Linked DNA regions of Homo sapiens: region 1 is linked to region 2. Evidence: read pairs that join two places in POLR2A ChIA-PET (ENCODE). Cell type or tissue: IMR-90. All regions are shown on one strand. Links, peaks and the distances in the headings refer to the core of each region. The heading gives the core; the rest is flanking DNA. Region 1 holds the start of LOC105371064 (a long non-coding RNA gene). Region 2 overlaps UBN1 (ubinuclein 1).

Evidence for each region. ChIA-PET counts read pairs that join two places held together with the same protein. Peaks named below come from ENCODE experiments on the same cell type or tissue, not always from the same donor. Only the 100,000 strongest peaks of a DNase experiment are listed, where the experiment ranks them.
Region 1: POLR2A ChIA-PET joins it to region 2 with 9 read pairs; 9 of 35 experiments call an interaction of 5 or more read pairs at or near these places.

Annotation. Positions count from the first base shown.
Region 1 is chr16:4,912,495-4,920,095 of GRCh38, reverse strand. All of the region lies in intron 1 of PPL (periplakin), which reads left to right. LOC124903637 (a long non-coding RNA gene) reads right to left here. Exons shown (of 3, transcript XR_007064965.1): 2 at 7,565-7,601; 3 at 5,648-5,735. LOC105371064 (a long non-coding RNA gene) reads right to left here and starts at 5,033. Exons shown (of 4, transcript XR_933028.3): 1 at 4,305-5,033; 2 at 1,693-1,711. RefSeq lists an enhancer at 1,099-1,654. In IMR-90, for the core only: no CTCF peak of the experiment used is centred there; DNase peaks (open chromatin) are centred at 2,745 and 4,445.
Region 2 is chr16:4,851,042-4,857,200 of GRCh38, reverse strand. UBN1 (ubinuclein 1) reads right to left here. Exons shown (of 18, transcript NM_001079514.3): 2 at 4,035-4,322. The coding sequence starts at 4,283. Among named protein-coding and RNA genes, the nearest start is that of UBN1, 6.6 kb to the right of the region's middle. RefSeq lists an enhancer at 4,132-5,331. In IMR-90, for the core only: no CTCF peak of the experiment used is centred there; no DNase peak of the experiment used is centred there.

The DNA of each region.
Region 1 (7,601 bases), core at 1,547-6,546, 61 kb before region 2:
GCCAGGATGATCTCGATCTCCTGACCTCGTGATCCACCTGCCTCGGCCTCCCAAAGTGCTAGGATTACAGGCGTGAGCCACCGTGCCTGGCCTGACTGAGGTGTTTCTAAAAGTGACCCTGATTACCCCCACCCCACAAATACACTTTTTTTGGTTTTAATTTGAGACAGGGTCTTTCTCCATCTCCCAGGCTGGAATGCAGTGGTGCGATCTCACTCAGCTCACTGCAGCCTTGACCTCCTGGGCTCAAGCGATTCTCCCACCTAAGCTTCTCAAGGAACTGGGACTACAGGTGCACACTACCACATCTGGCTAATTTTTGTATTTTTTGTAGAGACAAGGTCTTCCTATTTGCCCAATTTGGTCTCGAACTCCTAGGCTCAAGAGATGCTCCTGCCTCAGCCTCCCAAAGTGGTGGGATTACAGGTGTGCACTCCTGTGCCTGGGCCCATACATGAACATAACTAGAGAGGATTTCTTGCTCACATTTCACAGATGATGAAACTGAGACTCAGAAATACAGAGTGGCTGGCCAGGCATATTGTGGCTCATACCTGTAATCCTAGCACTTTGGGAGGCCGAGATGGGAGGATCACTTGAGGCCAGGAGTTCGGGACTAGCCTGGTCAACATAGTGAGAAACCATCTCTATTTAAAAATTTGAAGAAAATATAAAAAGATTAAAAAAGAAATACAGTGTAGCTCCTCTGTCACACTGTCACAGGGTCACATTGCTGGTTGGTGCAGTCAGGATCTGAACCCTATCTGACTCCAGACCTGAAGTCTTTCTCCTACACAGGCTGCCCTCCCAAGTGATCCTGGGTAGTGACTTCACGTCCGGGACCTTGGTTTGCTCATCTGGGTAATGAGCAGGTGGGGCTGGATGGCTTCTGAGGCCCCTTCGAGGGCCAGCGGCCACTGCCCTCAGCACGTGTGTCCGTGTTACCCTCTGAGTAAGAAAAGGGAGGGCTGGGCGTGTACCCTCGGCTGTCACTCAGGCCCTTTCCCTTTTCCGGTGTGTGTGTGGGGAGGGGGGATATCTTTGTGTTCCTGGCTCAGGCAGGTGGCTGCTGTCTGTGTCTGCATGGGCAGGACAGGGCTGTGTCTCGGCCTCCATCAGTGGGGCTGATGGCCCAGGGGTGCCACGTCTGGCTGCCCCGATGCGGCTCATTACCGAGATGAAAAGCTGGACCAGCCTAGCCGGTTTCCCAGCACTCCTGGGACCTGTCCCCTTTCCTGCAGGTTCCTGCCCCACCCACATTCCTGCTGGCTTCCTAGCATGGGGCTCCATAGCTCTCCAAGGGGCACACATGGTTGATTCCTGCGGCCAGCTGGATGGTGGGGGGAACACAGGACCGCAAAGCTACAGGGCAAAAACGCTGAGACTGTGCTTCCGGAGGCCTGGATTCGAATCCCAGCTCTGCCTTGCTTGCTGGCAGTGGAACTGTGGCCAAATGATGGAATTTCTTTGTACCTCAATTTCCCCATCTGTAACTGAGTGAATTGCATGGTATATGAATTCCATGCAATTCACTCACTTAAAGTTGTAATCCTCCAACTTTTGAGAATAATGGTACTTACTTAGAGGCTGGTAGGATTGATGAGCTAATATATATGTGACTTGCTTCGCAGTGGGCAGGACAAATAGCTCTCTAGGAGTTAACTAGCATCTTCCAGGCTGCTGGGGGATTACCTGCAGCTGGCCAGCTTCCCTGGAGAATGAGACAAGAGGCAGGACCTGACTCAGGAGAGAAGAAACAAACCCCTGTCATTTCTAAATGGCACTTGCCTTTTTTTTTTTTTTGAAATGGAGTCTTGCTCTGTCGCCCAGGCTGGAGTGTAGTGGTGCAATCTCGGCTCACTGCAACCTCCACCTCCCGGGTTCAAGCAATTCTTCCACCTTAGCCTCCCAAGTAGCTGGGATTACAGGTACCTGCCATCATGCCTGGCTAATTTTTGTGTTTTTAGTAGAGACGAGGTTTCACCATGTTGGCCAGGCTGGTCTTGAACTCCTGACCTCAGGTGATCTGCCCGACTCAGCCTCCCAAAGTGCTGGGATTACAGGCCTGAACCACCATGCCCAGCTGCCTTTTTTGTGTTTTTTTTTTTTGTAGCAGCTTTACTGTGATGTAATTCATATATCATCCAGTTCACTCATTTAAAGTGTTCAGTTCAGTGTTTTTGTTTTTGTTTTGAGACAGGGTCTCACTCTCATTGCCCAGGCTGGAATGCAGTGGCGAAATCTCGGCTCACTGCAGCCTCAACCCCCTGGGCTCAAGTAATCCTCCTACCTCAGCCTCCCGAGTATCCAGGACTACAGGTGTGCATCACCATGCCCAGCTAATTTTTTGTATTTTCAGTAGACATGGGGTTTCACCATGTTGCCCGGGCTGCTCTCAAACTCCTGGTCTCAAGCGATCTGCCCACCTCGGCCTCCCAAAGTGCTGGGATTATAGGTGCGAGCCACCACGCCCAGCCCAGTGGATATTAATATAGTCACAGAGTTGTACAGCCATCCCCACGATTGATTTTAGAACATTTTTATCACCCCAAAAAGAAATCTGATACCCCTTAGCAATCACTGTCCATTTTACATCCTCCTGGGCCATGGCAACCACTCATCCACTTTCTGCTCCTGTAGATTTCTGCATTCTGGACGTTTCTTATCAATGGAATAATATGTGAGCTTTTGTGTCTGGCTTCTCTCACTGAGCATAACATTCTCGAGGTTCCTGAGGCTGTAGCAGCTGTCAGTCCTGCCTTCATTCTTTGGCCGAATAATAGAGATAGACCACGTTTGGTTTATATTTTCATCAGTTGATGAATATTTGAGTTGTTTCCACTAAAAAGTGGAGGCCAAAAGGCTATTATGAATCATGCTGCTGTGATTCATCTATGTACAAGTTTCTGTGCAGGCATAGATTTTTTTGTTTTTTTGTTTTTGTTTTTTTGTTTTTTATTTTCTGAGATGGAGTCTTGCTCCATCACCCAGGCTGGAGTGCAGTGGCGCCATCTCAGCTCATTGCAACCTCCGCCTCCCAGGTTCAAGCGATTCTCTTGTCTCAGCTTCCCGAATAGATGGGATTACAGGCACATACCACCACGCCCAGCTAATTTTTTTGTACTTTTAGTAGAGATGGGGTTTCACCATGTTGGCCAGGCTGGTCTCGAACTCCTGACCTCAGGTGATCCACCTGCCTCGGCCTCCCAAAGTGCTGGGATTGCAGGCGTGAGTCACCGCATCCAGCCCAGACATAGGTTTTCATTTCTCTTGGATAGATATGTAGGGGTGGGCTGGGTGCAGTGGCTCACGCCTGTAATCCTAATATTTTGGGAGGCCGAGGCAGATAGATTGCTTGAGCCCAGGGGTTCAAGACCAGCTGGGGCAACATGGCGAAACCTCCCTCTCTGAAAAAAAAAAAAAATTAGCTGGGCACGGTGCCAGGCGCCTGTAGTCGCAGTTACTCGGAGGCTGAGGTACAAAGATTGCTTGAGACTGGGAGGTCAAGGCTGCAGTGAGCTAAGATTGCACCACTGCAGTCCAGCCTGGGCAACAGAGTGAGACCCTGTCTCAAAAAATAATAAGGCTGGGCGCAATGGCTCACACCTGTAATCCCAGCACTTTGGGAGGCCAAGGCAAGTGCATCACCTGAGGTCAGGAGTTCGAGACCAGCCTGGCCAACATGGCAAAACCCCGTCTCTACTAAAAGTACAAAAGTTAGCCGGGTGTGGTGGCACACACCTGTAATCCTAGCTACTCGGGAGGCTGAGGTAGGAGAATCATTTGAGTCTGGGAAGCGGAGGCTGAGTGAGCCGAGATCATGCCAGTGCACTCCAGCCTGGGCAACAGGGTGAGACCCTGTCTCAAAAAAATAAATAAGTAATAAAAATAAAAAAAATACGTAGGGGTGGACTTGCTGGGTCTTATGGTGACTGCTTAACTTTTTGTGGAATTTCTAGACTGTTTTCCACAACTGTACACCATTTTGCATCCCCACTAGCAAGGCACGAGGGTTCCAATTTCTCCACATTTTTGCCAACACTTGTTATTGTCTTTTTTATTATAGCCATTGTAGTGGATGAAAAGTGGCATCCCGGTGTGGTTTTGGGCTCTTGGCATTTTAAATTAATCTGTGAAGTACCTACTGTGTGCTGGGAGCCCTGTAAGATCGTCACATGGAATTGTTAAGGGCCTAGAGTCCTGGCTCTGCCATCTAATTGCTGGGTGACTTTGGGAGAGTTATTTAACCTCTCTGATCCTCAGTTTCCACACCCATAAACGGGGATAATAATACAATTACCTACCATGCTAACACCCAGCTCTCAGGGTTGTCATGAAGATTGAGTCAGAAACAGTGAGGAGCCTGGCACGTAGAGAGTAAGTATTAGCTCATATTACGATGGTGGAGATTGTTATTGGTGTGATTTTCCTAGCATCCCCATGAGTAACTTCTAGCCCAGTCGATCACATGCCTCTGGAGTGAGATTGCTTGCGGGGAGAATCGCGGTTCACCAGCTGTGTGACCCTGAGCAAGTGCTTTGATGTCTCAGAGTCTTGGTTTCTTCATCCCCTTCTTCAAAGGGGCACACCAACCTCCCCGGGGACTTAGGGCAAGGATGATATTGAGCTGGTGCCTGTGAATATGTCTGAGGTCTGGCAAAGCCCACAGCAAGTGGCAAATGCCCAGGATGCCTTTGTGGTCATCGCCAGAGGACAGATGGAGAAGCGGAGGCTGTACGAGGGTAGGGCACTTGCCTGAGGCTGTCTAAGCAGCAAGCAGCCCAGTGGGCCTTGGGCCTGGCCTGTCTGCTCATAGCTTCCTGCTACCGCTCACAGCTTTGTCCCATCAGGAGTCCAAGGTCCCTGAGGCAGTGGTCATTGCCCCACAACTCCCATGTCCTCTGGGGGGCTTCGGCTGGAACAACAGGCCCAGCCAGGATAGAGTCCAGAAGGTGGCTTTTCTTGCATCTGCCACAATCCATGAAAGGGCTGGTTTGGGAGCTGGCCCTGTGCCTGAGGTGGGACTGGGCCCAAGAGAGACAAAGGCCCCCACTTGAGCCACAGTACAGACCCTAACGATGCACTGCAGAGTCAGGGGTTAAATATTTGGGGTGAGACTCACCGCCTCTAGGTGCAGCTGGCCTGGCAGATGGTCAGTGACTGGGGTGGGAGTGTGGGGGCCCAGAAACTCACATTCTCCATGTGGCCTGCCCAACCAGGAAGTGGGGGGTTAGGGAATGAGGGAGGAGTCGGGTGGACCCCTGACCTGGCTGTTCTAGAAGCCCACCTTATCCCTTCTTACCGAGATCCTCCATCCAAAGCCCCCCACTGCTAAGCCTTCCTGGCCACCCCGCCAAACACTGGCTTTCTCCACTGCAGGACTTGTCAGTGCCTTTGCTGGCTCATGAACATATCAAGGATGGGGTTTTCCTAAGTGCCTTGACCAAGGAAGAATAAGACTTGTAAGAGTTGGGTTCCTGGGACCCCACTTTGGGACAGGCTGCCCCCAGTTGACCTTGCAGAAGGTATGGCTTGGGTCCTGTTCCCTCAAGATCCCCCAGCTCCGGTGTATCCAGGTCTGCCACAAAGCTGGCCCTTAAGCAAGGTGTGGAACCTAGACGGATGGATCCCCAGCATGTTGGCTGCTGCCATTTCTGCCCCCAATGCCCCCAACATCAACAGCACCTGCATTGCTGGTCCATGACTCCGGTAGGTGTCCAGGTACCCTGGGGAACCTGCAAAAATAGTAATAATAATACAGCTTCCTGGGCCCAGCTCTGGAGACCTGGGTTCAGCAGGTCTGGGTTAGTGGCCGGGAATCTGAATTTTTCATGCTAGGCCCCAGAACCTTGATCTGGGGAGCATCACTCGAAAGGGCTGGTGGTCCCCTCTGCCTTGACGGTCAAGAACCCCGCCCTGGCCCACCCCACGGGACGTGCCAGGACCTGCCTCTCTCTATGGCGTGTCCTCATTGGAGCCTTCTGCACAGGAACACCAAATTCTTCCTTTTGCTTTAGCACCCAGCCGACACCACCTCCTCCAGGAAGCCTTCAGTGACCACCGCTGTCCCCACCCAGCCAGTCCAGAGGTTCCCCTGGGCATCCCCAGCCTCCAGGCCTGCCTCAGTCTCGTGACTGTTTCTATAAATACTGATTTCCTCCTGGTCTGTGGGGTGGATCAGGGAGGGAGAGGCTTGTCTTTGTGAGGTGCAGGGCCCGCACACAGCAGGTGCTTAATGAGTGTGAGTAGAAGGCAACTTCTGCGTGCCTAGCCACTCAGGCCCCACTGTGGGTCTTCAGTGGAGACAGGGGAGCTATCATCGCTGGCTAACTGGGTGACAATGGCCAAGTTGGTTTCCCTTTCTTTCTTTGTTTAAAGAAAACAACAGAAGGAGGCTGGGCATGGTGGCTCACACCTGTAATCCCAGCTACTCAAAAGGCTGAGGCAGCCGAATCACTTGACCCCAAGAAGTGGAGGTTGCAGCGAGCCAAGATGATACCACTGCACTTCCAGCCTGGGTGACAGAGTGAGACTCGGTCTCAAAACCACAGAGGCAGAGCTGGGTGATCTCTAAGGCTCCTTGACAACTAAAATCACAAACCTTTGTTCAGACTTATTCTGTGCCCGGCTCTATGCACAGTCCTTTGGTAGTGTAACCTCACTTCCATTCATAACCCCTGCCACCCTGGCCCCGGGAAAGGACTGTTACTCTAGTCCATCGGATTGGGAGACAGAGGCACAGATAGGCAAGGGAGCTGGGCCAAGTCACACAGCCACTAAGTGGCTGATGGGAGCCAAGATCTGAACCCACAGCTAACCCCAGGGCCAAAGTCTTAACTAACTCCCATTAGAGCATTTTCCAGAGTGGTCTGTCTGTGGTTCTGGGGGACGGGGGGCAGTAGACAAATGTGACAGGAGGGGACACAGAGACAGTGAGGGAGAGGGCCAGTCTGCTTTCAAGACTTTTTTTTCTTTTCTTGTTTTTTTTTTTCGAGATGGAGTCTCGCTCTGTTACCCAGGCTGGAGTGCAGTGGTGCAATCTCAGCTCACTGCCACCTCCACCTCCCAGGTTCAAGCAGTTCTCCTGCCTCAGCCTCCCGAGTAGCTGGGACTACAGGCGCATGCCACCACACCTAGCTAATTTTTGTATTTTTAGTAGAGATGGGGTTTCACCATGTTGGCCAGGCTGGTCTCAAACTCCTGATCTCAGGTGATTCGCCCGCCTTGGCCTCCCAAAGTGCTGGGATTACAGGTATGAGCCACCACACCGGGCCTCAAGTCTCTTTCAGGCGCTCTGAGAAGATCAGGAGAAAGGCTGGGCCTGACGCCACCACGGCTGTCACACCTCCTGACTTGTAACAGCGGGCAGCCCAGTGTCACCACGGAACCCAGTGCCACTGCGTTCCCATGAAATTTATTTTGGCAGCTAATTCACTCATGGTGAGGGCTTCTGATTTCTGATTAAAATGGGGAGAGAAGTTACCTTTGTAAACACATTTAACTCTAAAATAAAACGAGTAGGTTGAAAGAAAAATATCAGGTAATTAAAAATAAGACTGCTCACACAAAAGCTTGTTCCCGAACGTTCATAGCAGCGTGAT
Region 2 (6,159 bases), core at 1-5,000:
ATTTTTTTTTTTTAAGTTTTTTGTATAGATAGGGTTTCATCATGTTGCCCAGGCTGGTCTCAAGCTCCTGGGCTCAAATGATCTGCCCATCTCAGCCTCCCAAAGTGCTGGGATTACAGGCGAGAGCCACCACACCCAGCCAGGAGCCAGGAATCCTAATTTTAATAAGACTCCTGTACGAAGTATGTTTAAGACTTCAAGGTAGACAGAAAACACTAAAGACTGTATGCCTGTTTCAAACAAACTTTCTTATCTCACCCTCCCATCTCTGCCTACTGAAATACCACCTGCAAAGGATCAGTTAAATGATTTGTGGTGTACACATACAATGGGATATTATAGAGCATACATCTAACGATCATACCTCAAATGGGGAGTCTTTCAAACATGCTTATCTGGATCTTCTAATTTTTCTACAATGATCGCATATAACTTGAGTGGTTATGTAACTGTAAGAAATCCCACCAACCTTGAGCAGCACTGGATTCTATGTATACTACTGAACGCCTTGCCAACAGCAGTCTTCCAATAACTACCATTTCCTGACTGTATGACGGAAGGTCCAGCTCTGTCCCAACACTAATCAGGAAATAAGCTCTCTTCTTTCTAAGACCTCCAGGGCCTGTGTCGTACCAGACTTAAACAATGACCATATTGTAATTTCTGTTACCTGCGGTGGTACCATTCTCTCAAAACATCTATAGGATGTTTGTTTTGAGGCTGGTACAGTGTTTTCTCTAACTTTCTATAGTCCTCTGAGTCTAGCACAATGCCTTCATACTATTAAGGACTATACACTAAAAGAACTGCTGCACAAATGTGCCTGATTTTATTGTATTTTTAACACTGCAGAGTAGACCCACGACGATTTAGGAGTTCTGAACCCGAAGTCCAGGACTGAATCCTCTGAATTGGATCAAAATTCTCTGTGTATCCTCCATGCATTTTTCTGCAATGGTGAAGGGCATCTGTAGTCCCCAAAAAGGTGACATCAGAGCACTGGAGTTCTAATTTCAGTTGACCTGCTGATTTGGTTTGAACCCATGAATAAACACATTAACCAACTCCTGCTCCTGTCTCTTCCTCTAAAGGAAGAAGATACCATTTTCCTGAAACAGGAATTATAAAGGGATTTGAAATTACTTTCTGTCATTCTGCCCAGTGGTGCTCATGCAACAGGCTGACCCTTGGTACAGACTCACAGGCCTCCATTCTGGCAATCAGGCAATCAGATCTCAATCAAGGAAACACTTTTTCTTTTTTGGTTTGGTGTTTTTTGGTAGGGGGAGATGGAGTCGCCATCACCCAGGCTGGAGTACAGTGGCATGATCTCAGCTCACTGCAATCTCTGCCTCCTGGGTTCAAGCAATTATCCTGCCTCAGCCTACCGAGTAGCTGGGATTACATGCATGCACTACCACACCCGGCTAATTTTTGTATTTTTAGTAGAGATGGGTTTTTGCCATGTTGATCAGGCTGGTATCAAACTCCTGACATCAAGTGATCCGCCTGCCTCGGCCACCCAAAGTGTGGGGATTACAGGCATGAGTCACTGCGCCAGGCCTTCCAGCCTTTTTTTTTTTTTTTTTTTTTTGACACAGGGTCTTGCTTTCACCCAGTGCGGTGGTGTGATCACGGCTCACTGCAACCTTGACCTCCCAGGCTCAAGCAATCCTCCCACCTCAGCTTTCTGAGTAGCTGGAACTTCAGGCATGCACCATCATGCCCAGCTAATTTCTGTATTATTTTGCACAGATGGAGTTTCACTATGTTGCCCAGGCTAGTCTTGAACTCCTGTGGTCAAGTGATCCTCATGTCTCAGACTCCCAAAGTGCTGGGATTACAGGTGTGAGCCACTATGCCAGGCCAAGAAAACACATTTTTTTAATCTCAGGAAAAAAAGATTAATCCTTCTAACCAAAAATACCCTCCGAACAGCACACCTGTGAATAAGACCGACTGATCACTTGGCACTGAGGCATACTGCTAGAAAATTCACAACATGATTTCATTCTCGTTCCACACTCAGACAACTGTGAACCAATTACCAGCCTCATCCCCATTTCACTAAGAGACATGCTAGAGACCACAATGCTGCGAGTGTGGGGCCCACTTACCTTTTCCTCAGAGCCTAGCACAGTGCAAAGGCAGACACAGGTGCTTAAAAATGCTTTTCACGGGCCAGGCACGGTGGCTCACGCCTGTAATCCCAGCACTTTGGGAGGCAGAGACGGGCGGATCACGAGGTCAGGAGATCGAGACCATCCTGGCTAACACGGTGGAACCCTGTCTCTACTAAAAATACAAAAAATTAACCAGACGTGGTGGCGGGCGCCTGTAGTCCCAGCTACTCGAGAGGCTGAGACAGGAAAACGGCATGAACCGAGGAGGCGGAGCTTGCAGTGAGCCAAGATTGCACCACTGCATGCCAGCCTGGGCGACAGAGCGAGACTCTGTCTCAAAAAAAAAAACAGCTTTTCACCTAGGCGGTACTCAAATACCATACAATTCCATCTACATAAAATACAAAAACACGGCCAGGTGCGGTGACTCACGCCTATAATCCTAACACTTTGGGAGGCGGAGGTGGGTGGATCACTTGAGGTCAGGAGTTGGAGACCAGCATGGCCTACATGGTTAAAATGGTAAAACCCCATCTCTACTAAAAATACAAAAAAAAAAAAAAAAAATTAGCCAGGCGTGGTGGCTGGCACCCGTAATCCTAGCTACTCGGGAGGCTGAGGCAGGAGAAACATTTGAACCTGGGAGGCGGAAGTTGCAGTGAGCCAAGATTGCATCACCGCACTCCAGCCTGGGTGACAGAGTGAGACTTGGTCTCAAAAAACAACAACAACAACAAAAAAGAGAGGCCAGGTGCTGTGGCTCATGCCTGTAATCCCAGCACTTTGAGAGGCCAAGGTGGGTGGATCACAAGGTCAGGAGATCGAGACCACCCTGACTAACACATTGAAACGCTGTCTCTACTAAAAATACAAAAAATTTGCCGGGCGTGGTGGCGGACGCCTGCACTCCCAGCTACTCGGGAGGCTGAGGCAGGAGAATGGCGTGAACCCGGGAGGCAGAGGTTGCACTGAGACAAGATGGTGCCACTGCACTCCAGCCTGGGCGACAGAGTAAGACTCTGCCTCAAAAACAAAAAAACCCCACAAATCTAAGCAGATCTAAGCTGTTAGAAATCAGGGCAGTGGTTGCCCATAAGTATTGAGGTAGTCTTCTGGCAGGGCAGAAGGAGGGTTTCTGGGGTCCTGATAAATATATTTTGTGACCTACGTGCAGGTTACATGGGGGTACTGAGTTCATGAAAATCCATCAAGTTGTGGCTAGGTGCAGTGGCTCATGTTTGTAATCCCAGCACTTTGGGAAGCCAAGGCAGGCAGATCACTTGAGGCCAGGAGTTTGAGACCAGCCTGGCCAACACAGTGAAACGCCATCTCTACTAAAAACACAGAAATTAGCTGGGTGTGGTGGCGTGCACCTGTAGTCAGTCCCAGGTACTCGGGAGGTTGAGGCAGGAGAATCACTTGAACTCGGGAGGCGGAGGTTACAGTGAGCCGAGATCGCCCCATTGCATTCCAGCCTGGACGACAGGGCGAGACTCGGTCTCGAAAAAAAAAAAAAGAAAGAAAAAAAAAAAGGCAGTCTACGTGTTTTTTTGTCTGCCCCTATACTAGGTAGACAGCAAGATTCTGTTGGAAGAGGAAAATGTCCAGCATGAAATTCTAACACTGGAACTGTCAGGGACTGGTTTCATTTACACATAACGTTTATAACCTTGGCAGAGAAAAATGTATTGTTTTTAAAATTTATGTTAATTAGTCATAATTCAAATTGGCCTCTCCCTTTGCGCACAGAGGTAAGAGAAGCAAATCTTGTGCTTGCCTTGAGTGAGTGACAGGATCTTGGGGCAGCCAAAACCTCAGTTAAGTCTTGCTTCCCCGCTACGGAAGCCCCACATGCATGCACTGACCCCTGTGCGTTAAACCTGCAGCGCCTCTGGGAACAAAGGGGTGTACCTTATCTCCAGGCTGAAGGCCTTTTACCTTCCCTCGGATATTCTTCACCAGCTCTGGGTAGAAGAACTCTGGGCAGCGTTTGTGATCTGGTTCAAAGAGGGTGAGTGTAATCCGAACAGCTGCTGCAGCCGGCTCACAGTCCTGATGCTGTTCTCCTGCCCCAGCCTCCTCCTTCCGGGACTTCTTCAAAAACGCAGGATTCAGGGAACCTGGGAGAGAGGTGAACTGGACCCTGTGGGGCTCCGACATGGCTACCAACAAGTCTTAGCGGGTGTCACTGCATGGCTTCTGTTAACATTGAAAAGAAGGGCCAGGTCAAACGAAGATGATAAAATAGTTTACCTGCCTAATTAAAGAGATTTAAGTTTAAGAGAATTTCATTGTCAAGAAAACTCCATTGTTATATTTTGTCATTTATTGTTTTTTTCTGCTTATTCATCCTAAAATTTTTTCACAATCATTCAGAGATAGTCACTGCTTAGCATACTTCCAGTCTTTTTTCCTGTGCATGTGTATCCTAGATCCTTGACCTTAAAGAACCCATGCTGACAGAGCCTTAGACCTCCAAATTGTAAAGACTACTAAAATATTAATTATTTTCCATTTAATTTGTCTAACACTTATTTTTTCTGGCTGAGAATAATCTTTAAGACCCCTTTATTTTCATCACCAGCAGTTTCCTATCATTGGGAGCCAATCTTCACAATGACAAAGCTTTTATCAGCTGAACAAAAGATATTGCCTACCCCAGGATAGTAAAGAACCAGTGACTCAGGAGGGTGTGGCTAGGCTCACTTCCTAACAAAGTTACACACTCCTGCCCTGTGCACCACTCTCACACCCAAACACTGGCCTTGACAAAATAACAAATTATGACATGCCAAAGACCTTCAAAATCACTTGGGAATGGTCAAAATAGATTTTGAATACAGAATTCCAAATGTTCACAGAATATGAATATGCTAATACATGCCATACATGTTTTCTGCTTACTTCGTATACAATTTTGTGTCCTGCTTTTTAAAAGAGTTCATATTCTAGTGTGAACTTTCTACCATACCAATAAATAAAGATATTCATTGCAGCCTTGTTTATACAAGAAAAATGATGGAAGCAACCAAAATGACAATCAAATGACAATCAATCAGGGAATGGTTGAATAAATTGTGACTTTCTTATTGACTTGTAAGCGCTCTTGATATTATACATAAATTATTATACATTATAGATATACAAAATCTGTCATATCTCTTATAAGTACTTCTTCTTGTTTTGTTATTTGCTGTTTAGTGTTGCTTAGAGTGAGGTATGATGAAAGAAATGTTAACTTTTTTCTTTTTTTTTTGAGCTAGGGTCTCGCTGTTATATCCAGGCTAGAGAGCAGTGGCCCAATCACAGCCACTTCAGCCTCAACCTCCCAGGCTCAAGCAAACCTCTCACCACTTCAACCTCTCGAGGAGCTGAGACTACAGGTATATCCCACCATGCCTGGCTAATTTTTTCTATTTTTTGTAGAGATGCTGACCCACTATGTTGCCCAGGCTGGTCTTAAGCTCACAACCTCAAGCGACCCTCCTTCCAAGGAAATTATAACTTTGTATGCAGTTAAAACTAGGCTCTTTTCCTTTGAGACTCCTCCCATTTCTTTTATGCCTAGAATGTTCGTCTCCAACCAGATCTTATAGAAGAACTTGTGTATATAGGTTTTTTGTTTTTTGAGACAAGGTCTCACTCTGTTGCCCAGGCTGGAATAAAGTGACTCAATCTCAGCTCACTGAGGCCTCAACCTCCCAAGCTAAAGCGATCCTCCTACCTCAGCCTCCCTAGTAGTTGGAACTACAGGCGTGCTAATTTTTGTATTTTTTGTAGGGACGTTGTTTTGCCATGTTGCCCAGACTGGTTTTGAACTCCTGCTGGGATTACAGGTGTGAGCCACTGAGCCCAGCCTATATGGTCATTTATAGATATTTTTTCACATTTACTTCATTAACCCCAGATGAATTTGCTATGCTATAAAGTATGAGGAGAGGCTGTAACTTGGTTTCTTCCAGCATCAATCACTAAACAATCCTTCCTTCCTCTGCTGATTTGGCATATATTGCAAAGCAACATCACAGATATCTAA